Regions from separate parts of the Homo sapiens genome. Here region 2 is linked to region 1. Evidence: read pairs that join two places in POLR2A ChIA-PET (ENCODE). Cell type or tissue: HepG2. All regions are shown on one strand. Each heading gives the region's core, and the rest is flanking DNA. Links, peaks and the distances in the headings are about the cores only.

Region 1 (15,201 bases), core at 432-8,431:
GGCTCCTAATGACCAAGGTCGGATGGAACAACTGACTAACAAAATAATGATAGGATTCAATTGCAACCCAAAGAATAAAACCAATATCCACAAATCCATGTTGGTATAAACAACTGAAACAAAATGAATAAGTGAGGAAGAAGCATATTAATAAAGGTTGAAGGAATGAGAGAAACAGAAAATTACCATTAGAACTCCACAGTAATACTTGCTATAAGCGAGATCCATAGATGAATGCTAAACTTAGTGAGCCGAAGTTAAAGCAGAAACAGGATATTTGCATAGTCTCAAAGTATTTCCCCTCAGACATTCAGTAATTAAAAAGGGAAAAATAGTAACTTTCTAGTGGAGAATCCTGGCAGACAGCACCTTCACGAAATGCTCCAGGTTAGGGTCTCCGGCGGTATAAACTGACATTACAAACCCTCTGATATGATGCATTGAGCTTGCACATCGAGGCGGTGGCACCCTCTCCAATAATGCATGACCTCGATCTAATCACAAAAAACTTCAGGCAAACCCAAACTGAGGGCGTTCTACAAAACAACCGGCCAGTATTTTTCAAAAGTATAAAAAAATGAAAGTCATGAAAGACAAAGAAAGACTGAGGAACTGTCACAGATTGGAAGACACCAAAGAGAAATGACAACTAAATATAATGTAGGATTCCGGATTGAACACTGGAAGAGAAAAGGGGAGCAGTAGAAGAACTGGTGAGATCTGAACAGCTTCTGCAGTTTAGTTAATAGCATTGTGCCCAGGTTGATTCTTAGATTTGACAATTGTTCTGTAGTTATGTAAGATGTTAACATAAGGAGAAACTGGGTTAACATAAGGGGGAAACAGGAACTCTCTGTACTATTTTTGCAAATCTTCTGTAAGTCAAAATTATCTCAAAATAGAAAGTTAAAAAAAAACACAAAAGAATGGCCATTTTCAAAGTAATCAAAAAATTCAACAGATGTCATATATACAAATAACAGCCAATTAGGAAATAATGACAAATGAAAAATATTTATTAACAAACAACCGGAAAACATGCAGAATATCTAGGAATACATTTTATAAGAAATAGCAGGATATCATGAAAAAAACTGTAAAATTCTGTTGATGCATTGAAAAAGGCTTGAATACATGAAAAGCTATATTGTGCTCTTGGATAGGAAGACCTAAGAGTCTAAGAGTCTCAATCCTTCAGAATTTTTTTTTTTTTTTCACAGAGTGTCACTCTGTCACCCAGGCTGGAGTACAGTGGCACGATCTCTGCTCATTGCAACCTCCACCTCCTGGATTCAAGCGATTCTCCTGCCTCAGCCTCCCAAGTAACTGGGATTATAGGTGCACGCCACGACCCCCGGCTAATTTTTGTATTATTATTATTATTTTTTTTTGAGATGGAGTCTCACTCTGTCGCCCAGGCTGGAGTGCAGTGGCGCGATCTTGGCTCACTGCAAGCTCCGCCTCCTGGGTTCACACCATTCTCCTGCCTCAGCCTCCTAAGTAGCTGAGACCACAGGCGCCCACCACCACGCCTGGCTAATTTTTTGTATTTTTAGGAGAGACGGGGTTGCACCGTGTTAGCCAGGATGGTCTCTATCTCCTGACCTCGTGATCCACCCACCTCGGCCTCCCAAAGTGCTGGGATTACAGGTGAGCCACTGCGCCTGGCAATTCTTGTATTTTTAGTAAAGACCGAGTTTCACCATGTTGGCCAGGCTGGTCTCAAACTCCCAACCTCAAGTGATCCACCTGCCTTGGCCTCGAAAAGTGTAGGGATTACAGGCGTGAGCCACCGTGCCCAGCCCTTTCCTAAGTTAATGTAAAAATTCAGTATTTTTCAACCAAAATCCAATAGGGCTTTTTCTGCAAGGGGAATTTGATAAAATGATTCTAAAATTTATCTGGAAGAATACAAATAGGAGACAGGCCAGAAAAATTCTAAGCAGCAGCACAATTTTAATGTTAAAATGGATTATGATAGATGATAGATGGCCATAATGATGTAGATGCCAACAGTCAGATCAATAGCATAGAATACAGACATGTCAAAGTGTCCATGGGATTTTAGTAAATGACAAAAAGTGGCATTTTAGGCCAGGCATGGTGGCTCATGCCTGTAATCCCAGCACTTTGGGAGTCCAAGGTGGGAGGATCGCTTGAACCCAGGAGTTTGAGATCAGCCTGGGCAACATAGTGAGACCTCTGTCAATACAAAAAGTAAAAAAAATTAGCCAGACTCACACTTTAGTCCCAACTACTCAGAAGGCTGAGTGGGGGGATTGCTTGAGCCCAGGTGTTTGAGGCTGCAGTGAGCTATGATCACTCCATTGTACTCCAGCCTGGGTGACAGAGTGAGGCCCTGTCTCTAAAAATAATAAAATAAAATAAAATAAAATAATGAAATAAAAAATATAAAATAAAATATAAAATAAAATAAATAAAATAAAATAATCTCTGCATATGTACCTAGAAAGAAAAAAGCCTGAAAGTAAATAAAAATGTTAATAGCAGTGAGATCTGAGCTGTGAAATTATATACGCTTTTTGTTCTTTGTCCTTTCTTTTATTTTCAAACTTTTCTGCAATAAGAATGTATTAATTTTATAAGCAGAATACAAATAAATTCCAGGCCAGGTGTGGTGGCTCACACCTGTAATCCCTCCACTTTGGGAGGCTGAGGCAGGAGGATTGCTTGAAGCTAGGGGTTCAAGACCAGCCTGGGCAACAAAGTGAGAACCCAGTCTCCACAAAAAATAGAAATAAAAATTAGCTAGGTATAGTTGGCGTGTGTCTGTAGTCCCAGCTACTCAGGAGGCTGAGGTAGGAGGATCATTTGGGCATAGGAAGTCGAGGCTGCAAGGAGCTATGATTGTGTCACCGCATTCCAGCCTGGGCAACAGAGTGAGACTCTATCTCTAAAGATAAATACATAAATACATACATACATACATACATACATTCCATTATCTTAATTAAAACCATAAGCACTGGCTTCTGTTTCTCCAACTTTCAGCCTCACCTTCAGCAACCTTACTGAAAGGAACACAGGGCTGTCCCAGGCCATTTGCACATTTCCTGGACACTTCCTCAGACCGAGCCCAGCTTATTGAGCTTATTGGGGCTGGCAAGGGGTGAGTGGGTGAGAATCCTGATTGCATCTCTTCTGCCCACAACTTATCCACCGCTGAGGGTCCTAAGCCACTAAGGAGAGTGTAGGCCAGGCCAACGGTGGAATTCTGCCCAGAACTTTTCTTCCAAGGAGATCCGGCAAACCTGACGGGGGTTGTTGGGGAGGGTAGGCCATCCCTGAGTGTCTATCGTCAGCCCCCACCCTGGCTGAGGGATGTGAGAGGGAGTTAACATGAACTCTCTTGACTCTACATAGGTGGCTCCAGCAGCAGTCTGTGCAGGACCCTGTGAGCAGAGCCGCAGGTGCATATCTCAGCTCCTGGCTCTGCAGCTGACGCAGGCTGTGGCCCCAGGCCAGGCGCTTCACCTCTCTGAGCCTCAGCTTTACAGAATGGGTTGGTTACAGAGCTACCTGCTGGGGTGCCTGGGTGCTCAGTGGCTAGCACAGATCTGCAGATGTCCAGTCTCTGATGTTGGCCAAGGGAAAATGTGCCCGCCTGTAAAATTGCAAGCAGACCAGGAAGCCTCGGTCCTGAGAAGCTGTCCCAGTCCTGAGAAGCTCACAGGCTGGGGGGACTCTCAGAAGCAATCATGCAGGGAAGTGCTCAGCAGAGGCAGAAACCCGGAGGACGGGCTGGGCAGAGCCTCACAGGGGCCCTGACTCTCAGCTGGGTGGAGAGGCAGGGCAAAGTATTCAGGGTACAGGGAGTGGCACTGCGAGGCACAGCGGCACGAGGGTGACAGCAGGCCCAGGGAGGGCTCAGCAGGAGGAAAGCTGGGCTGTGTTAAACCAGGAACAGGAGGAGGTGCGAATGCAGTCACCGGAAGCAGGTCCGATGAAGAGGCCTCGAAGTCCACCCCACAGAGTCAGGACTTAACTTTGCACACAATCTGCCAACTTGGGTGGCAGAAGTTATTCCCACGCAGCAGTGCCAGGCTTGGACGAGGACTCACCCAGGTGGTAATGAGGGCCCTCCTTCGAGCTCAGGCCAGGAAGCAGCAGCCCTGACCACCGCTGCTAACCCAGCCTGGGGCCCTCTGTGTCCAGTAATACTTCATATTTGCTACCCGGTCATCTTACTTAATTCCCAGCACAGCCAAGCTAGGCAGCTATCATTATTCCTGCTGGCACAGGTTAGAAAACTGAGGTCTCTGCTGGGTGCGGTGGCTCATGCCAGTAATCCCAGCACTTTGGGAGGCTGAGGCAGGAAGATCCGGTGAACTCAGGAGTTTGAGACCAGCCTGGGCAATACGGCGAAATCCCGTCTCTACAAAAAAATACAAAAATTAGCCGGCTGTGGTGACACATACCTGGGGTCCCAGCTACGCAGGAGGCTGAGCTGGGAGGATCACTTGAACCTGGGAGGCAGCAGTGAGCCAAGATCGTGCCACGGCACTCCAGTCTGGGCCACAGAGCAAGACCCTGTCTCAAAAAAAAAGGAAAAAAGGAAAAACAGGTTTCCAAGGGTTCAACAACCCGCCCAGGGCCATGCAGTGAGCGGGAAGAAGGGTGGAACCGTGTCCAGTGATCTCGGAGCCCACGTTCTTTCCCTTCATCTTAACAGCATCCAGTGTGTGCAGCTGCCACTCCCCTGGCCACGTCCATCTTCCACGTCCTCCCACGCAGCCCCCTCCGCCCTCCTCCCCGAGTTTCTTCTTCTTGGCCTGGGACGGATACTGAGCGCCGGAGAGAGCCCGGCCGGGCGGGACGCTGCTGCCCCCTCGTGGCCGCACGTGTTACCGCAGGCGGCCCATGGTGTCTGGGTCACTCTGGCCCTCCCGGGCTCAGCCTCTTCCAAGAACGGCCAGAGGGTTGTGTGGGGAGCAGTAATAACGAGGTTCTCAGCTCCACGCCCTGCTCGCCGAGGAACCTCGGTCAAGTCACTTGCCCTCGCCTCAGTTTTCCCCTCTGTCTAATGGACATACATTAAGACCTTGAAGGGCTATTAGGAGAACTTAATAGGCGAGTAGGGGCTCAGGGGTGCGCCTGGGGAACCTAGAAATGGGGCTTGAGAGAGCTCACGCTGCAGCTTCCGGCTCAGCGAGGGCAGCGAGAGGGCCTGTGATCTGTCCCTTTCCTTGTATGGTGAAAACAAAGTCCGGGTGCAAAGTCCGCTGCAGAGTTTGTTGACTTTGGGGCGAGGGCTCTGGCATCAAAGGCACTGCGTGCCCTGTCCACTGCTCCCGAGGCCGCCGCCCACTGTGATCTTTGCTCCAGTGGCCATGGGATTGTTTGAGAATTACCAACATGTAGGGAAAACCTGCGATCCTGGCCTGCAGAGGGAGGGGAGGACCCCTTTTGCCAGGCTCCCCCAAACATTGAGCTCTCAGCTTCACCAGCTGCACCCCATGGGGTCTTCTTTGCCAGCTTTGGCGAGGGTCTGTTCCTCACTGCGCCAATGCCCCGGCATGTGATCTTTGGGCTCAGTGCCAGGCCCAGCTATCCTGCTGGCACAGTAGGAAGCCAGAAAAGCCCCTACCCACTCCTGCTAGAGCCTAGGGGCTGCTGTTCCCTCTAGGACTCCACCAGGGAGCAGGAGGGGCCTTCACGGGGCTGGTGCAGACCTAAGACCTCCCACGCTTGCCCTCAGCCAGAGCCCTGAGACCCACACCCTCCTCTGCCACCTCCAGAAAAAGCCTCCGGTCCTGGGCACCTTTGATGACTTCCTTTCCCATCCGTGCTGCTGGAGATGTCTACACTAGGAACTCACTGGGATGGAGCTGTGTCCTGCAGGAAGGGCGGGGTGAGAGCCGGCCAGTGTCTGAGCTCCAGGAATGGCAAAGAGGAAGCTGCACAATATTTCCCAGGTCAGAGCCCTCCTTAGGGACATCCGCCGTCCCGATCTTGCCCCTACAGCCTCTCTACCTGAAAGTCCCTATCCCCCTCCACACTCCACCAACCAGCTGCCCCTGGTCCCAGACTTGGACGTCCCAAGTCCATGCACACCCCTGCCTCCCCTCGGAGCTCCCACCACAACTTGTGGATGGGCACAGTGGGCAGGGCCTGGAGGCCCCACCCTGCTGTGAAGCTGGAGGGAAGGGGCACGTGGAAGGGCAGTGCTGGATGCAAGGGACAGCTTGGGGACTGGAGGGGCTTGGGTGGAGGCTGCTGGGAGAGGAGTAGCAGCTCAGGGGGAGGCTGGAGGTGGCTCAAGGGGACAAAGGAGGGGCCCAGCGTGCTGAAGGCTGCAGAATCTAGAAGACAGATGCAGCGGGGAATGGCCTTAGCAGGAGGTGAGGGCGGGAGGCAGCCAGTGTAGACAGTGGGGTGGAGTCCTCAGTGTAGATGGCAGGGTGGAGTGCTCAGTGTAGACAGCAGGGTGGAGTGCTCAGTGTAGACGGGGGTGTAGAGTGCTCAGGGACCCTGAGGAAGAGCTGAAGGGGAAGGGCCAGTCTTTTTTTTTTTTTTTTTTTTGAGACAGAGTCTTGTTGCCCAGGCTGGAGTACAGTGGCGCAATCTCAGCTCACTGTAGCCTCCAGGTCATGGGTTCAAGCGATTCTCCTGCCTCAGCCTCCTGAGTAGCTGGGATTACAGGCACCCACCACCACACCTGGCTGATTTTTGTACTTTTAGTGGAGATGGGGTTTCACCATGTTGGCCAAGCTGGTCTCAAACTCCTAACCTCAAGTGATCCGCCCGCCTCAGCCTCCCAAAGTGCTGGGATTGCAGGCGCGAGCCATCGCGCTCCGCCTTTTTTTGTTTATTTGTTTGTTTGTTTGTTTTTTGAGACGGAGTCTTGTTCTGTTGCCAGGTTAGAGTGGAGTGGCGCGATCTTGGCTCACTGCAACCTCTTTCTCCCAGGTTCAAGCGATTCTCCTGCCTCAGCCTCCTAAGTAGCTAGCCACCATGCCCAGTTAATTTTTTTTTTTTCAGTAGATACAGGGTTTCACCATGCTGGCCAGGATGGTCTCAATCTCTTGACCTCATGATCCGCCCACCTTGGCCTCCCAAAGTGCTGGGAGCCACCCCAAAGTACAGGCATGAGCCACCGTGCCTGGCCAGGCCTTTGTTTTTAAGAAGGGAGAATCCCGTGGCGTTTACAAGCTGAGGAGATGGAGCTGGCCGAGGATGAGTGAGCTGGAGGGCTCTATGCAGGGGTGAGGGCCTGGAGGAGGACAAGGGAGGGGATTAGCCTGGGTTCAGATCCCAGCCTGGCCACTTCCTCGCTGCATGACCCTGGGCAGGGCCATCCCTGTTCTGGCCCTTGCTGTCTCTGGAATTGGTTTGGAGGAATCAGGGGCATTAAGGTGGGACATTCTGCCTCCATTTTGCTTCAAGTACTGAAGGCCTCAGACAGCAAAATAGATGCCCCTGCCCAGGACTCCAAGCTTCAGGGGGCCCCACTTCTGCCCCCATGTGGCCCAGGGGATATGCCCTCAGCACCCAAACCCTCTTTCCAGGCTTTGCACCAAGTACTTGGACCCCAAATTCCCTGCCCAAGCCGCAGAGGCCATACGGATGCCTCCCTCAGACCCACCACAGGGGGACCTCGCCCTTGGTGGGGGCCGGGGGAGGTCCATGGTCCAGCTCCTCTGTCACCGTGCTCCAGCACAGCACCTCAAGCAGTCCAGAAAGTTCTACATGGAGCCGCCTTCCAGGTGTTGTGGGATGTATCTGTCCAGCCAGGGAGATGGGGTGCTCTATTCCATCACTTGTTGGCTGATATATACATTTATTTTTTCTTTACAGTGACTATCCATTATTTTATTTTATTTTAATTAATTCATTAATTTATTTTTTTTTTATTTTTTTGAGAGAGAGTTTCGCTCTTGCTTTTGCCCAGGCTGGAGTGCAATGACGCGATCTCGGCTCATCACAACCTCTGCCTCTCGGGTTCAAGCAATTCTCCTGCCTCAGCCTCCCTAGTAGCTGGGATGACAGACGTGCACCACCACGTCTGGCTAATTTTTTTGTATTTTTGTTAGAGACAGGGTTACACCATGTTGGCCAGGCTGGTCTCAAACTCCTGGCCTCAGGTGATCCGCCTACCTTGGCCTCCCAAAATGTTGAGATTACAGATGTGAGCCATCCCTGTCAGGGCCACTGCACCCAGCCTCATAATTTTATTATCTAGATTCAAAATTTGTTAAGGTTTTGCTACCTTTGCCAGAAATGTAAATATTGAAGGTACATTGGGCTGAGTGCAGTGGCTCACGCCTGTGGTCCCAGCTACTTTGGGAGGCTGAGGCAGGAGGATTGCTTGAGCCCAGGAGGTTGAGGCTGCAGTGAGCTGTGATTGTGCCACTGCACTCCAGCCTGGGCAACAGAGCAAGACCCTGTCTCTAAAAAATAATAAATAAATAAAAATAAATGTGATGTTGCCAACAGCATGATGCTTTCCATGAGAGTTCAAAAGAGATCTCCTGAGAACATTCTGCCACAGAAACAGAATCATTTGTCACACCTGCAAAATACTAACAATTCTTATTTATTTATTTATTTTTTTTTTGAGATGGAGTTTCACTCTGTCGCCCAGGCTGGAGTGCAGTGGTGTGATCTCGGCTCACTGCAAGCTCCACCTCCCAGGTTCACACCATTCTTCTCCTGCCTCAGCCTCCCGAGTAGCTGGGACTACAGGCGCCCGCCACCATGCCTGGCTAATTTTTTTTGTATTTTTTAGTAGAGACGGGGCTTCACTGTGTTAGCCAGGATGGTCTCGATCTCCTGACCTCGTGATCCGCCTGCCTCGGCCTCCCAAAGTGCTGGGATTACAGGCGTGAGCCACCGCTCCCAGCCCACAATTCTTAATAGCATCAGATCTATTTTTAAGCAGGACATGATCAATCAGCCTATGTCTTTCATCTATTTTTGCCTGGAAAAATCCCTCTACCTTTTTGTAAATGGCATTGATGTGCTGAGGCATGGTTTAAGACTTGTGAGTGGGGCCAGGCACAGTGGCTCACGCCTGTAATCCCAGCACTTTGGGAGGCCAAGGCGGGCAGATCACTTGAGGTCAGGAGTTCAAGACCAGCCTGGCCATCTCATCTCTACTAGAAATACAAAAAATTAGCTGGGCGTGGTGGTGCCACCTGTAGTCCCAGCTACTCAGGAGGCTGAGGCAGGGGGATCACTTGAACCCAGAAGGCAGAGGTTGCAGTGAGCTAAGATGGCACCACTGTACTCCAGCCCTGATGACAGAGCAAGACTCCATCTCAAAAAAAAAAAAAAAAAAAAAAGACTTGTAAGTGACAAGCCCGGTCCTGGGGCCTGCTCTGTGTTCCTGTCCTGGGTTCCACCCATGCTTGCGGGGAGGGGGCCTGCAGAAGGAAACCTGACTCCACCAGCCCCAGAGTGACCAACTTGCTCCTGTTTGCTCCAGACTTTTGCAGTTTTATTCCTGAAAATGCCCCCTCAGTTCTAGGTAAACCAGGATGGTCGGTTGCCCTAGTTAGCCCACCATCCACCTTGAGAATCTAACAGCGGAGTGGGTGAGGCGGGAAGGAGAGAGAGGCTTGGGGACTTGTCCCTCTCTTGTTCATCTCAGGCCTGGCAAGAAAGGACATGTGTCCCCTGGAGATGGGTTGGGGGCATGACACACATGTCTGGTGTTTGCTCTGATCAAAGGCAAGGCTGTGGCTGCAGCTGTCTGGCGGGCCGTGGCGCTGAACAGGTGGCCTCGCTGGCACAAGCTGCCCTTCCCAGATGATCAGGAAAAGGTGTGTTCCCGGGGACCAGATGCTTCTGAGCAATGTCCAAGGTGCCCACAAGAGCCTGTGAGGGATGACTCAGCACTGGGAATCCATAAACCCACAAGGCCCCAGAGCCAGGTCATGGGGTGCTGGGCCTCCTGGGATGGCCTTTCCTACTCCCTCTGTTCCTCCTTGAGGAGCGGAGGCAGCTGAGGTGGGAGGAACACGTGCAGAAAGAGAGAAGGAGCTGGCCTGGCCTTTCTCCATGGTGGCAAAGATGCAGCTTTAAATAAACTTAAGTTATTTATGTATTTATTTATTTATTTATTGAGACAGGATCTTGCTCTGTTGCCCAAGCTGGACTGCAGTGATGTGATCACAGCTCACTGCAGCCTCAACCTCCTGGGTTCAAGTGATCCTCTTGCCTCAGCCTCCCGATTAGCTGGTTAAATGATTGTGACCAAAATGCTGACAGTGATATGGACAAGCCAAGGCCAGGGTGATGAGTCTCAGATGGAAATGAGGAACTTATTGGGAACTGGAGCAAAGGTCACTTTCGTTATGCCTTAGCAAATAATTTGGCTGTATTATTTTCATGCCCTAGGGATCTGTTGAAGTTTGAACATAAGAGGGATGACCCAGGACATCTGGGGGAAGACATTTCTTCCCTTCCTCCTTCCTTCCTTCCTTTCGAGATCAAATCTTATTCTGTCACCAGGCTGGAGTGCAGTGGCATGATCTGGGCTCACTGCAACCTCTGCCTCCCAGGTTCAAGTAATTCTCCTGCCTCAGCCTCTCCAGTAGCTGGGACTACAGGTCTGCGCCACCACACCAAGCTAATTTTTTTGTATTTTTAGTAGAGATGGGTTTCACCATGTTGACCAGGATGGTCTCGATCTCCTGATCTCGTGATCTGCCCACCTAGGCCTCCCAAAGTGCTGGGATTACAGGTGTGAGCCACCAAGCGTGGCCATAAATTTTGAAGCAGCAAAGCATTCAAGATGTGGCCCAGCTTCTTTGAATTCCCTATGCTCAAATGCAGGAGCAAATAAATGAATTAAAGTTAGAAGTTATATTTAAAGGTAAAACAGAGCATAAAAGTTTGGAAAATTTGCAGCCTGGCCATGTGACAAAGAAAGAAAAAGCTTTTTCAGGAGAGGAGTTCAAGCCGGCAGTGGAGTAACCTCTTGCTAGAGGATTTGCATAACTAAAAAGGAGCCGACTGCCAATAACTGAGACAATAGGAAATAGGCCTCAGAGGCAAAAAGGCCTCAAAGGCATTTCAGAGATCTTCCACAACCCTCCCATCACAGGCCCAGAGGATGAGGAGGAAAGAATGGTTTCATTGTCCAGGCACAGGGCCCTGCTGCTCTGCACAGCCTCAGGACACTGCTCCCTGCCTGCATCTAGACTGTTCCAGCTCCAGCCTTGGCTCAAAGGGCCATAGTCACAGCTCAGGCTGCTGCTTCAGAGGGTTCCAGCCATACACCTTGGCAGCTTCCATGTGGTGTTAAGCCTGTAGGTGTGCAGAGTGCAAGAGTGAAGGAAGCTTGACACCATCCACCTAGATGTCAGAGGATGTATGAGAAAGCCTGGGAGCCCAGGAAGAAGGCTGCTGCAGGGGCAGAGCCTTCCCATTGGAGGGGAAATGTGGGGTTGGAGGCCCCACATAGAGTCCCCACTGGGACAATGCCTAGTGGAGCTGCGGGACGGGGCCGCCACCATCCACACCCCAGAATGGTAGATCACCAGCAGCTTGCACCCTGCACCTGGAAAAGCCGCAGGCCCTCATCTCCAATCTGTAAGAGCAGCCATGGGGACTGAATTCTGCAAAGCCGCAGGAATAGAGCTGCCCAAGGCCTTGGGAGCCTGCCCCTTGCACCAGTGTGCCCTGGCTATGGGACATGGAGTTTAAGGAGGTTATTTTGGAGCTTTAAGATTGAATGATTGCTCTGCTGGGTTTTGGACTTGCTTGGGGCCTATAGCCCCTTTCTTTTGACAGATTTCTCCCTTTTGGAACAGGAATGTTTACCTAATGCCTATGCCCCCATTGTATCTCAGCAGTAAATAACTGTTTTCATTTTTACAGTCTTGTAGGTGAAAGGAACTCATCTTCAGATGAGACGTTGGACTTGGGAATGGGATTTTTGAGTTAATGCTGGGATGAGTTAAGACTTTGGGGGGCTACTGGGAAGGCATGACTATATTTTGCAATGTGAGAAGAACATGAGATCTGGGGGGCCAGGGGTGGAATGATATAGTTTGGATATTTGTCCCCCCAAACCTCATGTTGAACTGTAATTCCCAATGTTGGGGGTGGGGCCTAGTGGGAGGTTTGGGTCATGGGGGCAGACCCCTCGTGGCTTGGTGCTGTCCTTGCAATGGTGAGTTCTCGTGAGATCTGCTCATTTAAAAGTGTGCACACCTCCCTGCTCTCTCTCTCTCTCGCTCCTGCTTTTGCTGTGTGATGCACCTGCTCTGGCTCTGCCTTCCACGATGAGTAAAACTCCCTGAAGCCTTCCCAGCAACCAAGCAGATGCCGGCACCATGCTTGTACAGCCTGCAGAACCGGGAGCCAGTTAACCCCTTTCTTTATAAACTACCCAGTCTCAGGTGTTTATTTGTTTTTTATTTATTTTGAGACAGGGTTTCTCTCTTGTCTCCCAGGCTGGAGTGCAGTGGCACAATCTTGGCTCACTACAACCTCCTCCTCCCGGGCGCAAGTGATTCTCCTGCCTCAGCCTCCTGAGTAGCTGGGACTACAGATGCACGCCACCATGCCTGGCTAATTTTCATATTTTCAGTAGAAATGGGGTTTCACCATGTTGTCCAGGCTGGTCTTGAACTCCTGACCTCAAGTGATCCACTCACCTTGGCCTCCCAAAGTGCTGGGATTACAGGCGTGAGCCACCATGCCCGGCCTCAGGTATTTCTTTATAGTAATACAAGAATGGCCTAACACACTGCACAAGCCACTACCTCTCTGACTTCAGTTTCCTTTTCTGTAAGATGGGTTTGTGAAGATTAGGTACTGTATTAGTTTCCTGTGGCTGCCATAACAAATTACCACAAATCTGGTGGCTTAAAACAACAGCAGTTGATTATCTCACAGTGCTGGAGGCCAGAAGTCTGAGGTGGAGGTGTTGGCAGGGCTGTGCTCCGTCTGGAGGCTCTAGGGGAGGCTTCTTCCTACCTCTTGCAACTTCTGGGGCTCCAGGTATTCCTTGGCTTGTGGCTGCATGGCTCCAACCTCTGCCTCATCTTCACATGGCCTTTTTTCCTTCACTCTCCTCTTCTGTCTCAGATCTCTGTCTGCTTTTCTTTTCTTTTATGAGACAGAGTTTCACTTTTCTCCCTCAGGCTGGAGTGCAGTGGCGCGATCTTGGCTCACTGCAACCTCCGCCTCCCAGGTGCAAGCCATTCTCCTGCCTCAGCTTCCTGAGTAGCTGGGATTATAGGCACCCGCCACCATGCCTTGCTAATTTTTGTATTTTTAGTAGAGATGGGATTTCATCATGTTGGCCAGGCTGCTCTCGAACTCATGACCTTAGGTGATCCACCCACCTCGGCCTCTCAAAGTGCTGGGATTACAGGCTTGAGCCACTGTGCCCAGCCTCTGCTTTTCTTTTCTAAGGACCATTTGTCCTTGGATGCAGGGTCCACCTGGATAATCCACGATGAGCTCCTCATCTCAAGATCTCTAACTTAATGACACCCGGGAAGACCCTTTTCCTAACTTGGTTAACATTCACAGGTCCCAGGGATTAGGATGTAGATACATCTTTTTGAAGGCCACTGTTCAATCCACTGTATGTGTCTTTAAAACACTTATAAATGAGAATGAAGCCTGAATGTCAACTCCTTCATCTGCAGTGAAAAAATAAGACTGCTCTGTGGACCAGACTACTTAGTTTTATTTTTCACTGCAGATTATTTTTCACTACTCATGTGGGCCTGCCCAGGGCATTCTTTCCCAGGAGGCAAGTTATGTGGCAAGCAAAATGATCAGGAGAGTCAAACAAACAGCTGCAGAAACGGATGGACGATGACTGTCAGAAGGAGGAGAGAAGTGGAGGGTGACAGCCGAGGTGAGTGCCTGGCTCATTCATCCTCACTCCCTCTCTTGAATCCATGTTAATCACAATTTACATGAATGCAGTGCTTTAAAATTAAGGTATATAGAGAAACCCCATCTCTACTAAAAATACAAAATTAGCCGGGTGTGGTGGCGCATGCCTGTAATCCCAGCTACTCGGGAGGCTGAGGCAGGAGAATTGCTTGAACCCGGGAGGTGGAGGTTGCAGTGAGCCAAGATCTTGCCATTGCACTCCAGCCTGAGCAACAAGAACAAAACTGCAACTCAAAAAAAAAAGGTAAGGTAAGGCTTATGCTTATAATCCCAACACTTTGGGAGGCCAGGCCAGGAGGATGGCTTGATCCTAGGAGTTCAAGACCAGCCTGGGCAACACAGTGAGACCACAGCTGTCCCCCATCTCTATAAAAAATTTAGAAAAATTTTTTAAAGTGCTAAAATTACAGGCTTTTTTAAAGTGGTAGGATTATAGGCCGGGGGGTGGCTCATACCTATAATCCTAGCACTTTGGCAGGCTGAGGAAGGTAGATTGCTTAAGCCCTGGAGTTCAAGACCAGCCTGGGCAATATAGTGAAACCCCATCCTTCAAAAATATTAGCTGGGTGTACTGGCACATACCTGTAGTCCCAGCTACTTGGGAGACTGAAGTGTGAGGATCACCTAAGCCCAGGGAGGTTGAGGCTGCAGTGAGCCAAGAGTGCACCACTGCACTCCAGCCTGGGCAACAGAGTGAAACCTTGTCTCAAAAGAAAAAATTATCCAGGTGCGGTGGTGCATGCCTGTAGTTCCAGCTACTTGGGAGGCTGTGGTAGGAGGATCACTTGAGCCTGGGAGGTTAAGGCTGTAGTGAGCCGTAATCACACCACTGCACTCCAGCCTGGGTGAGACAGCTAGACATTATCTTAAAATAAATGAAAAATAAAAGTAAGGTAGAAAGAGTATTTTTAAAAGTCTTATTGGAGGTTCACATCAGCACTGAGAGATAAGAAATAGAGCAGATATCATGATTCCCACTTTTTGAATGCAGAAACTGAGGCCCAGAGAGGTGAATCCAGCCTGTGTCCTTCACACCCCAGCTGGCTCATAGAAACCATGGCCTGTTACCAACCAAGCCCTCCAGAGCCCAGCACTGTAGGCCGATGGCGGCCTTCCCTGGCCTGCTCCTGGGGCAGGTTGCTGAGAAGCATTGCCTGTTTTGGGGAGAGGCCTGCGGCAGCCTGAGGAATGAGCCTGGCAGTGGGCACTCTCACTGGGGCCTCCTCCGGCGCTGCCCTCAGGAAGATTCTGTGGCTCCCAAAGCCCCAGGGGCGCCTCTGACCACAGCAGTCAGTCCTGCCGGGTTGGGGGGGG
Region 2 (15,201 bases), core at 270-8,269, 83 kb before region 1:
ATCAATGACTTATACAAACAGTGATAGAGCAGAGAATGGAATAAGAATTGATTCTTATTCCATGGTCCTTCAACTATTCCTAAAATTACACTTCTATACAGCAGTCATCATTTGACATACGGCCCTAGAAGATGGCCTGGTGTTCAAGTCTGTCTCATTCGGAGACCGGCTAGCCCCAAATCAACCCCATCCAGACACATAATGGATCACCCCCTGCATTTACTTAACATGCAGTATTGTAGCTAACAGGGTGATGGAGCGGAGGGAGGACACATGGTCCCTATCGTCAAAAGTGTGAGGAAGATTCTTAACCATCAGAGCGTTCTAAGGCTGACATAGTCGGGGAACTCCTGACCACGGAGAAGGATTTTGCCAATGGAGAGATTTGCCAATGTAAAGCTCATACATGGTACACAGAAACACGAAATAATGGGACCACGGCGATTTATCTGAAAGGATTTGCTCTGTAAGCCATGGGAAGGGCATTCCTGTGGACAGGGAGCTGCTTAGATGCCACACACACAAATCTCTTTATCACACAACCTGGCCACGAACCCAGGCCCTATAAACCCACAAACTGATAATCAGGTAAAGGAAAATCAGATTCAACCTCCTTTTTAAATAACCCAAGAGAAAAATCACCAACATCCCCCACCCACTAAATTCTCTGCTGAAAGACACGCAGACACCGGGACACTTCCTTCACACGCGTCTCTCCCTGTCAGAGTCCGCTACCCTCCATCCACCTCCACCTTCCCCACTACTGTCCCCTGGCATTTGCTGCGAGAATAAAAAGTTCACTGCATGAGCAGTTCAGGGTGTTTGGGAAAGCAGATGAAAATAAAGGCGCGAGAGCACTTGGAAATGATCATGGATAAAGAATCAAGCCCTACCCTACTCTCTTATTGAAGAAATATCTACCATATTCCCTTCACTCTCCAGCTCAGTTTTTAAAATATAATTATGTTTGTAAACAACATTAAAGTGGATTTATTTTGAAAAACTAATACAAACTATTAAGCTTGACAACTTGGAGATTAATAAATTAACCCATTCATTAAGGGTCTATGAGCACCTACTCTGTACCTGCCCGTGGGCGGACGAGATAACAAGAGACTCAAAAACTCACGAGTAACCACCCCAACGGCTGTGTGTGTGAAGGTTTCACCAGGAAGCAACATTCTCACGGGGCCTTTCTGAAGGACAAGAGTGTACGGGGTGGAGAAAAGGGGTGGAGGAATGCCGGGCAGGGCACGGCCGACAGGGACCAGGTATGGGAAGCTATTGGAGCCAGAGCTTGGGAGAGGGACCAGAATGTCGAATGTTTAGAGATTACAAAGTGAAAAATGGGCTGGAGTTCCCACACAAGCCGGGATTAGAGCGTTTGTGGACTCTAACCTGGGAATATAAGGCGCTCCAAGAGGGACAGGGCCACACCTCTGGTTCAAATTGCTAAACCTTCAGATACACAATAAATCTGTATTTACAGCAAGCGGCAATTTATGTATTTCAACATGCACACATTATCTGTAATTATTTCAGGTAAAAATGGTTTCCTCCTCTTTTGAAAATACTTCTTTTTACTACTAATTATCAATATTATAGGCGTGTTCTCAATATTAAAGACTAAAGGAAAAAAGTTATAGCTGGCAACTGCTTCCTCTAAAGATCCTACACAGCAAAGTTCAGACCTGTATGGCCATCCTCAACTACACTTTATATCAAACTGGTTTAAATCGAAAAAGGTCCACATCACAAAGAACCACAATCAATCAAATTAATTCACCTGCCCTCTATTCTAAGGAAAACTCCCCCCACTCCAGGTAAATTTCATTTGGCAAATTCTTAAAAATTAACTTCAAAGAACACATGTTCACCTCCCCAGTATTCCGAAAGTTCCACCACTTAATAAATCGTTAAGTTACTGTTCCAGACCCGGGTCCAATAAACCCAAATAGACTGAATTTCTCAGCACCCAACTTGTTTCTATCTTAATCCAGCAAGTTGCATCGAGTTGTCATTGTTCCTCCTTCCAAGGCGGAGGTGACAACGGTGCACATCATCCGCGAATACGTGGAAGGACAGACACACACCAGGGGACGCAGGGAGAGCGGATAAAGCACAAAGGGGACGCAGCGGCCGCGGGGTCGCCGGGCCACGGCCAGGGGCGCCGTCGGGGAGGAGGGTGGGCTGCAGGACGAGCTCGGGAGGGCTCCGAAATGCGCTCGGGCCAAAACAAAAACAAAAAGTTCAGCGCGGCAGTGGGAGCAGATTGGGCGAGACGGTTCACGGCTGCCCATTGGAGAAAAGGGAAAACAGAGTCCCCCAATCGCGAGCGGCGGGGCTGCTCCCCTCGTGCGGCCGCGGGCCCGGCCCCGACGCTGCCCGGCGGCCGCTACCGCTCCCTTCCGGCCGCGGCCACCACTGCAGGCCCCGCGCCGGCCCCGCACCGGCCCGGCCGCAGCCCCGCCCCCCGCGCCCGGCCGCTTGCGCCCGGCCCCGGCCCCACCCGCCCTGGCCCCGGAGCCCTGCGACCGGCCTGGGCCCGCGGTCCCCCACGTCCCTGCCCGCCCCGTCACCGAGGCCGCCCCCCGCACACCCTCGCCGGCGCCCGCCCCTCCCCCGACTCACCGCCTGCGCCGCCCCGCTCCTCCTCGGGGCGCGTCCCAGGCCCCGCTGCCCGGCCGCTGCGATGCGGGGCCGCGCCGCCGGGCCCCGCGTCCCAGTCCCCCCCAGAAAATTAATCACCAAAAATAATTCCAGAGAAAAATGGAGAGTAAAATCCAAGATGGCGGCGCGGGCCGCAGCACCGCTCGCTCCCTCCGCTGACGGGAAAAATGAGTCCCCGCAGCGTCCGAGCCCCCCGCCCCCAACCGGCCGCCGCCGCCGCCGTCGCGCCCCCCGCGCCCCCGGCCTCGGCTCGCTGCGCCCCCGGCGCCCGCCCCCGCGCCCCGCCACCCGGGGCCTCACCTCGCCTCGCGCACGGCCGCCCGTACGAAAACCGTCCGCCGGCTTCAGGACTCCGCGTCCCAGGTCCGTGCGCCGCGCGGTGCCGCCTCCGGTTCCCGGGCGTCCTCACCTCATCGCCCCGCTGCCCTGCCGCCCGCACCGCCGCCGCGTCGCCGCCCCCGGTGAGCCGCCTGGACCCCGCCCGGGCACGGTGGAAGGATACGAAAAGAAGGCCGCGGCCTCGACGGCGGAGGGACACCGTGCGGCGCAGCTGCCACAGTGTGCGCGCGCCTCCCGCCAGGCCCAGCCGCCGCGGCGCTTCCACGGGGCTCTGTGCGGGACGCGGGCACGCGCGGGGAGCGAGTTCTGTGCCGGGCGCTCCCGACGGCGGAGGGACAAAGGGCGATTCAGAGCGAGCCGTCGCCTCCCCTCGTGGCGGAGGGATTCGCGGCCGGCCGGTAGGCGGCTGGGATCCCTCCGCCCTCGCTGCCCTTTAAATCGCGGCTGAGGCGGCGTCGCCCGCGCCCCGCGGGCGCCACGTTAGGGTCCCCTGCGGCCCTTACGCGACCGCATTCCGGTCCCGGTCCCCGCGGGACCGCGGCAGCTGTCCCGGGCCCTGGGTCTTTGCACACCTGCCCCTACCAGGGACGGCTCTAGAGCCAGCCTCTCGGACTGCAGCCCTGGGGAAGGGGACCCCCCCCCCTCCCGCCGCGCGTCCCAGTTGCTCCGAGGGAGGTGGCCCCGGGCAGACGAGCGTTTTTGTTGTGGGAATGGGGGTCACTGGCAGCAGATGCACCCTAAGACCGTGTGGGCAGGCTGAGCGTTCCTGCGCGGAGCATGCGAGGGAGGAGGAGAGCGGGCGCGCCTTGGCCTGGCCCCCCGCGGGCCCCGCCGCCCCCAGCACCCACTATGTGCCCCGCGCCGTGCTCCGCTCCACTCCGGGTGTGCCCTGCGCGCTGGCCGTGCGATCCCTCCTCGGGGATCCCGGGCTGGCGGGGAGATCCTGAGGGACCGGGCCGCCTGCGAGCCGGGGAGCTGCGAAGCTTGCCTGGGCATCGATCTTGTAGTCCAGACAACAGAACGATGAGCGCGCTCCCGGCCCCTGCGGGGCTGCCCAGGGTCTCCGCGCATCCTCCCTCTCACGCGTCAGGACGACCCCCGGAGGTGGGGGCCATGTGGGTGCCACTTTACACCTAGGGAAACTGAGGCACAGGGAGTTCCGTGACCTCTATGACAACTAGTCAGGGCTTGAGCCAGAGCCCTCTTTCAGCATTCGGGTGAAAAATGCAGAATAAATCAGGAAGCGGGTGCGGAGGACCTCCAAGAAGTTGAGGTTGGCATAGGCGTGCACATGCCTGGAACTTGGTGCCGGCAGGTGCCCAAGGAAGCGCAGACCTGGAGTGTGAATTGGAGCGTGTTGGGGAAAGGGGGTGCCTAGGATATGGGCGGGTAGTGGGACCAGCCAGTGTCAAAGCCCTGGGAGGGGAGAGAGGCTGCCCTTGCCACAGAGAGGAGGCGGGCAGGGCAGGCAGCTCAGTCAGATGCCAGGAAGAGCCGCAGCCTGCCTTAGTTTTCCCCTGCGGCTCCAGGGCCATCATCCTCCACAAAGGATGATGAATCGAGGCTGTGGACGACCACCCAACACAAGAACTGGACTAAGTCCAAGTAACACTGACGCACAGCGCCTCCCTCGTTTGCCCTCATTCTCGACCTTGACTTTGGCTGGTAGACATGATGCTCATTACCGCCTTCCACAGAGGGAAACTGAGGCACGGTGACTCGCTGAGGGCACATGGCTGACGGAGGCAGAAGCGGGTCTCATCTTCAAAACAGAGCTCCTCCCACTGCCTTCACCTGCCCTATCAGCAGCTTCCTCCTTTTGGAGGCCGATTCGGGTGTGGGCGGTGGGCACAGCCCAAGCACTTCTCCTGTCTGCCCTTTCACTAAAAGCAGCGTCATCTGTGGCAGCAGAATCCACTCTGCCACGTTCGTCTTTGCAGACGCAACTAACAAATGATTGCTTTGGTGTTCTTGGTTTCTGGTTTATCAGAAACTTTCCAAGATTTTCGTAGTGCCTGGCTCCAAATACTCAACTTGCACCCCAGAAACACTGAGCCTGCCTTTGCCACCCACCACCACCGAATGCCTATGGGAGGCGAGCTCACTAGGGGAATACCATCTGCCTCTAAGTCGACCTTGGTCTCAGGTCCCAAGTCCAGCTATGCCTGAGCAGCCCTCCAGAGCCCCCAAAGCCGATGTCCTGCCCACTCCCAGCTTTCCAGAGCCCACCCCAGCATAGAGGTGCTCTCCATGTGCCCTTCAGGGTGAACGCCAAATCCTGAGTCCTGTGAAGCCCCCATACTTCCAAGATGCAGACACTTCCATGTGTTCACTGCCTGATGCCAAGTCAAGTGTTCTGGACATTTCCTTGCAAGGCTGGGCCCACAGCCTGGCAGGGATACAGATGAGCAAACCCAAGCCCAGCCTGCTCCCAGGCCCCCAGTTCTGTGTGCATTCCTCCCTCAATCCCCCTACGTTGCCAGCTGCTCTTCCAGCCTCAGCTGAGAGGCCCAGGGTGGGCCAGGGCTCCTGGCAGAGCTGAATTGGGGTTCAGGACCTTGGTGGAGCCATGCAGGGGGCTTGAGGCCTTTGGGGGTCCCCACTCAGGGAAGCCAGGGCTAGGCTGGGCTGAGAGCACAGCCCAGGAGAGCCCTTCCTAGGGAGACTCCCACAGGAGAGGCCAGTTGGAGGCTCCTCCTGCCAGCTGGCAGGGGAGGGAGAGCAGGAAGTAGGCAGCCAGGCACCTGCCCAGTCCTGTGTGTCAGGAGCCTTTGGCATTTACACTGGGAGAGCTCTAGGCACCCCAAAGTGGAAGAGCTGAGCCACAGAGGCTGGGGGGCCTCCCCAGCCTGGCCGGACCAAAAGGGATTAACAGCTCTAAAGAAAGACCGAGTCAGCGGAAGGGGCCCGGCTGGCCCCGGAAGCACCGTGAGGCTGGCCAGGAGTGCCAGCCTAGCCCGGAGCTGGCCTAGGAGTGGCACGCTTGCCAGGGCACTGACTGAGGCCATGGAGTCTATTTTGGTCTCTCTAGCAGGTCTGGCTCTGGTGTGTCCAGGGGCACTCCAGCCTAGTGCCACCCACCCTGCTATGCTCTCTCGCTCCCTTTCCTCGAGTGCCAGGTTCACTCAGTGACAGGATGGCAGGGATTCACTTGCTTTGATCCTGTGCTTACTGGGATGGCCCACAGGTCACGTTGACCCCAGAATTCCAGGCTGGAGGCAGGTTGCTTTTCATTGTAAAGCGATATGTTGGCTTTCGTGCTCCGCACATGCGTCTGCCCCAGTCCCCACCCCGCCCGGAAGCTAGGACTCCTCTGATGGGAGCAGGTGTCTGAAACCGGAGGGAGAGTGGGGCGTACCCGGCTTTCCCAGTGGCCCCTCTGGGCGGCTGGCGGGTTTCCTGGTCACATTCCTGAGCACCACTACCCCCGGCACCATTCTTGCTTTCCACCTGCCCCTCCACTGCCACTGTCCTTGAATAGAAGAAGAAACAGCCACTGAAGCCGGGCGTGGTGGCTCACGCCTGTAATCCCAGCGCTTTGGGAGGCCAAGGTGGGCATATCACCTGAGCTCAGGAGTTTGAGAACAATCTGGCCAACATGGTGAAACCCCGTCTCTACTAAAAATACAAAAATAACTGGACGTGGTGGCGCATGCCTGTAATCCCAGCTACTCAGGAGGCTGAGGCAGGAGAATGGCTTGAACCCGGAAGGTAGAAGTTGCAGTGAGCCGAGATCATGCCAGTACACTCCAGCCTGTTTTTTGAGACTCTGTCTCAAAAAAAAGAAAAAAGAAAAAGAAACAGCCACTGAAAGGTCAAGTGACACACACGAGACCCCTGGTCAACAGCAGCAAGACTGTACAGCAGCTGCCAACAGAGGTTGGCACGAGTCTGACCTGGGTTTGAATCCTAGCTCTGCAGTTTACCAGCCATGGGATTTGGGACAAATGATGTAGCCTGTCAGCCCACCATTCCTTTACCTGTGAAAATGTCCATTCCTTGGACCTGTCTTAGTAAGTTCCTCTATAGCTTTACAATTGTTTATGTGCTTCAGATGCTCAAATTCTCTCTCCAGCCTGGACTTCTCTGAACTTCAGACAACACTACTTCGATGCTTAATAGGCATTTCAAATATAACACGGCTAACCTGGGGGACACACGAAAGCAAAACCCTCTCCTCACACACCCTTCCACCTCTTCAAACAGGTACCGTTCCACCACTCAGGTCCAGGTCCAGGACATAGTTTTCTTTTTTTTTTTCTTTCTTTCTTTTTTTTTCTTTTTTTTTTTTTTTTTTTTTTTGAGACGGAGTTTCACTCTTGTCGCCCAGGCTGGAGTACAGTGGTGCACTGTCGGCTCACTGCCACCTCCACCTCCCAGGTTCAAGCAGTTCTCCTGCCTCAGCCTCCTGAGTAGCTGGGATTACAGGCGTGTGCCACCGCGCCCGGCTAACGTTTGTATTTTTAGTAGAGATGGAGTTTTGCCATGTTAGCTAGGCCAGTCTCGAACTCCTGATCTCAGGTGATCCGCCTGCCTTGGCCTCCCAAAGTGCTGGGATTACAGGCGTGAGCCTCCATGCCCGGCCAAGACCTAGTTTTCATTCTTCCTTTGTGGCTTCAGGGTTCTTTCTCCTTAGCACATACGACAGCTCTAGCATTCTGTATCTTTCAGTATTCATCCTAGGGCTGACTCTCCTTTTAGACTATCAGCTTCTCAAGGGCAGGGAGCTTTGTCTGTCTCATTCATTGCTGTGTCTTCAGCATCTGGAACCACCCCTGGGGACAGAGTGTTGAGGCTTCTATGCTTTTGCTGAAGGGAGGGAGGGAGGAAGAGGGAAAGATAATACTAACTTTCCAGGGTTGCTACAAGGATAAAGGGAGGTGCAAGGGGCTCTGTAATCACTCCCCAAATTCTGGGGGCTCAATCTTGCTTTGTTGACAAGGCTTCTCCACCACCCACCCCACAAGATGTGTAGCGTTCCAGCTCACGGGTGCCCTGGGGGTTGTGTGCTCAGCACCCACCTGGGGCAGTGGGACAGGCACCAAGAAAATTTCCCTGTCACTGAGGATGTTGTTCCTTTGGGATCCCATCACACACCTTTTCATCTCCCCTCCCCCAAATAAAACTCAGCCCTAACCAGCCCTCTCTAGAAGCAAACACAGAGAGGACTGACAGCAGCTGGCAAAGGTTTCCTCATGGGCACGGGGAGCTTTGTTTTTTTATTATTACTATTATTTTTTAATAATTTCTGGCCAGGTGTGGTGGTTCACACTTGTAATCCCAGCACTTTGAGAGGCCGAGGTGGGCGGATCACTTGAGGTCAGGAGTTTGAGACCAGCTTGGCCAACATGGAGAAACCCCCTCTCTACCAAAAATACAAAAACTAGCTAGGTGTGGTGGCATGTGCCTGTAGTTCCAGCTACTTGGGAGGCTGAGGCACAAGAATCGCTTGAACTCAGGAGGCAGAGGTTGCGGTGAACCGAGATCATGCCACTGCACTCCAGCCTGGGTGACAGAGCGAGACTCCATCTCAAAAAAAAAAAAAAGAAACAAAATCAAAAAAATGAGATGTTACAACTGAAGCAGTTTTGATTTAACCCATTATGGGTGATGTCCACTTGGGTTACCCGTCATGTGGTTTAGGGGTGTCCAGGCTTCCCCATCGTCAGGTCACTTGCTTGCCCATTGTCATAAATAAGTTTTCTGTGGAGAGGTTCACTGAGGGGATGTGAACATCATTCCTCACCACATTTTATATATATATACACACACACACACACACACACACACACACACACACATATATATATATATATTCTGGTATATATATATATATTCTGGTTTATATATATATATTCTGGTATATATATATATTCTGGTATATATATATTCTGGTATATATATATGTGTATATATATGTATATATATGTATATATATATGTGTATATATGTATATATGTATATATATATGTGTGTGTATATATGTATATATGTGTATATGTGTATATATATGTGTATATATATGTATATATGTATATATATATGTGTATATATATATATCAGAATGGATTTTTGGGTTCCTAGTTTTGTTCATTTGGTGTCTGTTCCTTCCTCTCTCCTCTTCTTCTTCCACCCTTTCTTTCTTCCTCTTCTCTTTCTCTATTTATTTCTCTCTTTCCCTCCCACTCTCTTTATTTCCTCCTTTACAGTTATTTGTGGTAGCTTTATTTATAGTAGCTGTAAACTGGAAACAACCCAAATGCCAACCACCAAAAGAATGGGTAGACAAATTGTGGTCTCTCCATGTGATAGAATCCTGTTCAGAAATAAAAAGGAACGGACCACTGTTACAAACACCATAGATGAATTTCAGAAACATTACATTGAGACAAAGACGTCAGAAACCATAGAGTAAAAATTGCTGGGTTCCAACAATGAGGTCGTGGAAGAGAAAAATCCCCTAATCTATGGTGATAGAAGTCCAAGGGGTCATTAGCTTCTGGCAGCTGGGATTGCCCATGAGGGGACATGAGAAACTGTGGTGAGATGGAAATCTCTGTTTCTGAGGGCTGATTGCCAGGGTGTGTATGTTGTGAAAATTCTCAAACTGTAAATCTAAGTTCTTTTTTTTTCTTTTCTTTGAGATAGAGTCTCACTCTTCCACCCAGGCTGGAATACAGTGGTGTGATCTCACTCCCTGCAGCCTCGACCTCTCTGGGCTTAGGTGATCCTCCCATTTCAGCCACCTCAGTAGCTGGGACTGCAGGCACTCACCACCACACCCAGCTAATTTTTTTTTTTTTTGGAGATGGTGTCTTGCTCTGTTGCCCAAGCTGGAGTGCAGTGGCACAATCTCAGCTCACTGCGACCTCTGCCTCCCAGGTTCAAGTGATCCTTCTGCCTCAGCCCCCCTAGTAGCTGGGATTACAGGTACGTGCCACCATGCCCGGCTAATTTTTATATTTTTAGTAGAGACGGGGTTTCGCCATGTTGTCCAGCCTGGTCTCAAACTCCTGACCTCAGATGATCCACCTGCCTCAGCCTTCCAAAGTGCTGGGATTACAGGCGTGAGCCACTGTGCCCAGCAACACCCAGCTAATTTTTTTGAAATTTTTTTGTAGAGATGGGGTTTCACCATGTTGTCCAGGCTGGTCTTGAACTCCTGAGCTCAAGCAATCCCCCCGCCTCGGCCTCCCAAAGCTCTGTGATTACAGGCGTGAGCCAAATCTAAAATCTGTGCAAATCACTGCTGCAAATTATGCACTCAAAAAAGAGGGAAATAATCTGGAGAAATGCTACTGCTCAATGAAAACTTCAGTTTTTCTATGACTTATCTTGACAAGCAAATTCTATAAAATAGTTTTTTCTCGGGTGTTTCCCAGACATTGCTTCTGAGAAGACCCAGGTTCATGGTACAGGTTCCAGGTTTAAGGTGCAGATGAGGAACCTGAAGAATCTTGTTCCTTCAGCCGAAGCACTGTTGGTGCCAATTATTGCTGCAGATATTTAAAGGGAGGAGGCGAGCTAGTCGTGGTGGCTCACGCCTGTAATCCCAGCACTTTGGGAGGCCGAGGCAGGTGGATCGCATGAGGCGAGGAGTTTGAGACCAGCCTGGCCAACATGGCGAAACCCCGACTCTACTAAAAAATACACACACACACACACACACACACACACACACACACACACACACACACAAACTAGCTAGGCATGGTGGTGTACACCTGTAATCCCAGCTACTCAGGAGGCTGATGCAGGAGAATTGCTTGAATCTGGGAGGCGGTGGTTGCAGCGAGCCGAGATCGCACCATTGGACTCCAGTCTGGGTGACAGAGTGAGACTCAGTCTCAATAAATAAATAAATAAATAAAAAAGGGAGGAAGAGAAACTGTCCCTGCTTCTAATAGACGTGCTGGAACCTTCTACCAGCATGCGAGCCTCCCTGCTGCAGGCCCCTCCAGTCACCTCCCAGCTGCTGCCTGGTCTGTGCTGATCTGGAAGCCTCCAGCCAATGCTGAGTTGACCTGGGTCTTCTCTGGCCGGGGTATGTGTGGTTTATGTGGAATCAGCCAATTTTGCTCTGTCTCATAATCATTCCCTTACATTACGCCTCATAGACACACTTTGGGGTATTGGCTTGTCCCTTGATAAATTCCAAGGGGTGGCATTTCCTGAGCCAAAAGTCCAGATGGTTTTCCTCTAGGGCATTCTGGGTGGCCATGCAGAGAGGGTGACTGGGGGCCTCAGCCCTGCATGCTCAGTGCACAGGGCTTCCCAGGCGGGGGCCATTAGAGACCTAGAAGCTCCCTCACCATGGGGACTGAGGGACTTAGGCTGTCTCTCCATATGGTGGTCAATGGGTGTCAACTTGACTGGGCCATGGGACACCCAGATAGCTGCGTAAACAAGATTTCTGGGCATGTCTGTGAGGGTGTCTCCGGAAGAGATTAGCCTTTGAATCGGGTGGACTGAGTCAAGCAGATGCCCGTCCCCCCCAGTGTGGGGGGCCTCATCCAACCCACTGGGGGCTCAAATAGAACACTAGGACTTCAACATATGAATTTGGGGAGGGGAGGGCACAAACATTCAGTCTATAGCAGAAAGGGAAAGGGGAGAGAAAGAGTAGAGTTTAATTTTTAAACCCTCCCTGGAAGTGAGAAAAATTAATTACAGCAAAGAAGAGAAAGCCAAGAGTTAAAATTCCAAATCTAAACAGGCTGCCAGGGGTTAGGCAGGGGAAGTGCTGGACACAGGGCCCGTGCTAGAAAAGCACAGTTATTGGCCGGGCACGGTGGCTCACGCCTGTAATCCCAGCACTTTGGGAAGCCGAGGAGGGTGGATCACGAGGTCAGGAGATCGAGACCATCCTGGCTAAAACGGTGAAATCCCATCTCTACTAAAAATACAAAAAATTAGCTGGGTGTGGTGGCGGGCACCTGTAGTCCCAGCTACTCGGGAGGCTGAGTCAGGAGAATGGCATGAACCTGGGAGGCGGAGGCGGAGGCGGAGGTTGCAGTGAGCCAAGATCACGCCCCTGCACTCTAGCCTGGCCAACAGTGCAAGAAAAAAACAAAACAAAACAGAAAAGCACAGTTATTGTGGCCACCCCATCAGGGGTTCTCTGACTCTCAAAACCAGGCCCTTTCCATGGGGACCAGTTGCTGCTGGGGGCAGGAGAGGCAGAAGTCCCTGGCCCCTGGCCTCTGGCCCCTGTTACACCTTCTGCCTCCTGTGTTTCCTTCTTATTCCTTCTGGGAACAGAGTTTCTAATAATAAAATATATCTTAAAGGCAAAGGTACTCCGGTAGGAGAGGGACCAGGGCTTGGTTCAGGCCTGCATTCTGCAAACAATTGCTTTCTTAATAAAAATAACAGGCCAGGCGAGGTGGCTCACACCTGTAATCCCAGCACTTTGGGAGGCCAAGGCGGGTGGATCACCTGAGGTCAGGAGTTGGTGACCAGCCTGACTAATATGGTGAAACCTCATCTCTACTAAAAATACAAAAATTAGCCAGGCGTGGTGATGCATGCCTGTAATCCCAGATACTCGGGAGGCTGAGGCAGGAGAATCACTTGAACCCGGGAGGCGGAGGTTGTGGTGAGCCGAGATCACGCCATTGCACTCCAGCCTGGGCAACAGGAGCAAAACTCTGTCTCAAAAAAAAAGAAAAAAGAAAAATAATAACGCCACACACACACATGTTCGTATTGTTTTTCACAACAGCCAAAAGGTGTACACAACCCAAGTGCCCATCAGTGGATGAGGCGTAAACAAAATACAATACACCCAAAGCATGGAAGAGTATTCAGCCTTAAAAAGGAAGGGAATTCCAACATGTGCTACAACGTGGAAGCATCTTGAGGACATTAGGCTGAGTGAAATGAGCCAGACATAGAGCACGAAACCGTGTGATTGCTCTTATGTGAGGTATGTAGGGTAGTCGTATTCACAGAAACAGAAAGTAGAATGGTGGGTGCCAGGGGCTGGGGAGGAGGAAATGGAGAGTTGTTTAATGGGGACAGTTTCAATTTTGTAAGATGAAAAGAGTTGTGTGGATAAAGTAATGATGACTGTAGCTCAACTATGTGAATGTGCTTAATACCACTGAACTATACACTTAAAAATGATTGAGGCCAGGCACGGTGGCTCATGCCTGTAATGCCAGCACTTTGGGAGGCAGAGACAGGCAGATCACTTGAGGTTAGGAGTTCCAGACCAGCCTGGCCAACATGATGAAACCCCATCTCTACTAAAAATACAAAAATTAGCTGGGCGTGGTGGCGGGCACCTGTAGTCTCAGCTACTCGAGAGACTGAAGTGGGAGAATCACTTGAACCTGGGGCGGGTGGAGGTTGCAGTGAGCCGAGATCACACCACTGCATGCCAGCCTGGGTGATAAAGTGAGACTCCATCTCAAAAAAAAAAAAAAAAAAAGACTGAGATGACAAATTTTACATTATGTGCATTTTCGCATAGTTTTTTTTTTTTAAAAAAACAAAACAGCAGCCAGTTCACTGAATTTCCACCATGTGCCATGACTGGGTAAGGCTCTGATAGAGAACATTGTGATCTGCATTTATAGATGGGGAAACTGAGGCTCGGAGTGGCTTACCCAGGGCCACACAGCCTTAGTGGCAGAGCTAGTGCGCTGACCCCTCTGTTGTGCGGCTGAGGTGTGAGAGTGCCCCCCGGCGCTGCATGAGCCGCCAGGGCTATGACTCCAACCTCCTTTGAAGGAGGACACTCTTAGAATCTCATCTGGGACCTCAATTTTTAGCATATTCTGTCCTCTTGTTGCAGAAGATGGGGTCCTTTTATTTTATTTTACTTTTTTGAGGGACGGAGTCTCACTCTGTTGGCCAGGCTGGAGTGCAGTGGTACCACCTCAGCTCACTGCAACCTCCACCCCCGCAGATTCAAGCAATTTTTGTATTTTTAGTGGAGATGGGGTTCCGCCACGTTGGCCAGGCTGGTCTCGAACTCCTAACCTCAGGCAATCCGCCCATCTCGGCCTCCCAAAGTGCTGAGATTATAGGCGTGAGCCGCCGAGCCCTGCCAGATGGGGTCCTTTTAAATGCTGTCCTGGGGGCTTTCTGGCCATTGCATTCTTTTGTGAGTTAAGAGTCGGCTGCTGAGTCTGCCGTCCAGTCTTTGGCGTCAGCTCACTACTGCCATGCTCTCCACCATCCTGGTGGCTACTGTTGCCTCCATGCCACTCAGGTGCAGGAGCAGCTCAGGCCCGTGCACCTTTCCCACCTATGTGCCACCTCAACACGTGAGCATCTTAGCATTGTGACGCTACAGCGGGCTGCAGCGATCGCCACTTTGCTCCTCAGCAGCAGGCACCCGGTGACCCTCTGGCTGGCAAATGAGCCCTTCTTAAGGGACTGCTTCCTAGGCCCACCTCTGATACCAGCTGTCTCAGGCTGGGTCCTCTAGAAGCAGACCCCGAGAATATGATTTGACAATGAGTCCTTTATTTGAGAAGTGATCCCAGGAAGCACCAGTTGGGGAGCAGGTGAGACGGGGATGGGGAAGAAGCCAGAAGAGATGGTGCATTCATAATCCGGTTACTGCTGCAGGCTCAATTCTGCTGGGATCCTCCAGGCAACTGTGAGGATGTGCTTCAGTGTTCTCCAACTGAGGCAAGAGAGCTGGGGTATTGATCCACCACTTCTGCCAGTCATGGGATTAGGGAAGCTCCCTGGGATTGCAGGCTTGTGCAGCCAGGGAGTGCCCTCGAGTTAAGGCACAGATGCTTACAGCTGGAAGGGTTGGGGGCATGGAATAGTGGGGGCTGAAGGGAAGTGGATGGGCATTGTCAATGTCTGCAATAAAGCAGAAAAACTACTGTTAAACTTCTTTACATTTAGAGCCCTACTCTTCTGAACCCTTCTCAACTCAGTCATCGACATCCATAATTTTTCAATCCACACTCTTTCTGCCATCATGAATGTTGATGGTACAGCATTTCTCAAGAGTGATTGTTCCAGGCTGGGTTCCCAGGAGGCTGACTCTGAGGCAGAGGACATGCAGGAAGTTGGTTAGAGGCTGCTCTTGGGATCAACGCCTTTGGAAGAGAATGGAATGGAGGCAAGCAGGACTGGGCTGAGGGAGAAGCTGGCCTGGGATGCCAGCCCCCGTGGGGAGCTCTGAAGATGAGGTAGCCCTTGCACTTCCATGCCAGGCTG

Evidence for each region. ChIA-PET counts read pairs that join two places held together with the same protein. Peaks named below come from ENCODE experiments on the same cell type or tissue, not always from the same donor. Only the 100,000 strongest peaks of a DNase experiment are listed, where the experiment ranks them.
Region 2: POLR2A ChIA-PET joins it to region 1 with 50 read pairs; 11 of 35 experiments call an interaction of 5 or more read pairs at or near these places.

The regions. Positions count from the first base shown.
Region 1 is chr11:68,293,063-68,308,263 of GRCh38, forward strand. It overlaps a transcript of LRP5 not described here. Among named protein-coding and RNA genes, the nearest start is that of LRP5, 12 kb to the right of the region's middle. RefSeq lists enhancers at 5,679-6,426, 7,176-7,923. In HepG2, for the core only: CTCF peaks have their summits at 4,846 (motif pointing left) and 7,499 (motif pointing left); DNase peaks (open chromatin) are centred at 5,259, 5,849 and 6,109; H3K4me3 peaks cover 2,100 bases.
Region 2 is chr11:68,210,507-68,225,707 of GRCh38, forward strand. KMT5B (lysine methyltransferase 5B) reads right to left here and starts at 2,790. Exons shown (of 11, transcript NM_017635.5): 1 at 2,632-2,790. RefSeq lists silencers at 2,027-2,496, 3,082-3,521, 3,632-3,771, 4,956-5,250 and an enhancer at 3,468-4,170. In HepG2, for the core only: a CTCF peak has its summit at 2,399 (motif pointing left); DNase peaks (open chromatin) are centred at 2,315, 3,275 and 6,263; H3K4me3 peaks cover 4,252 bases.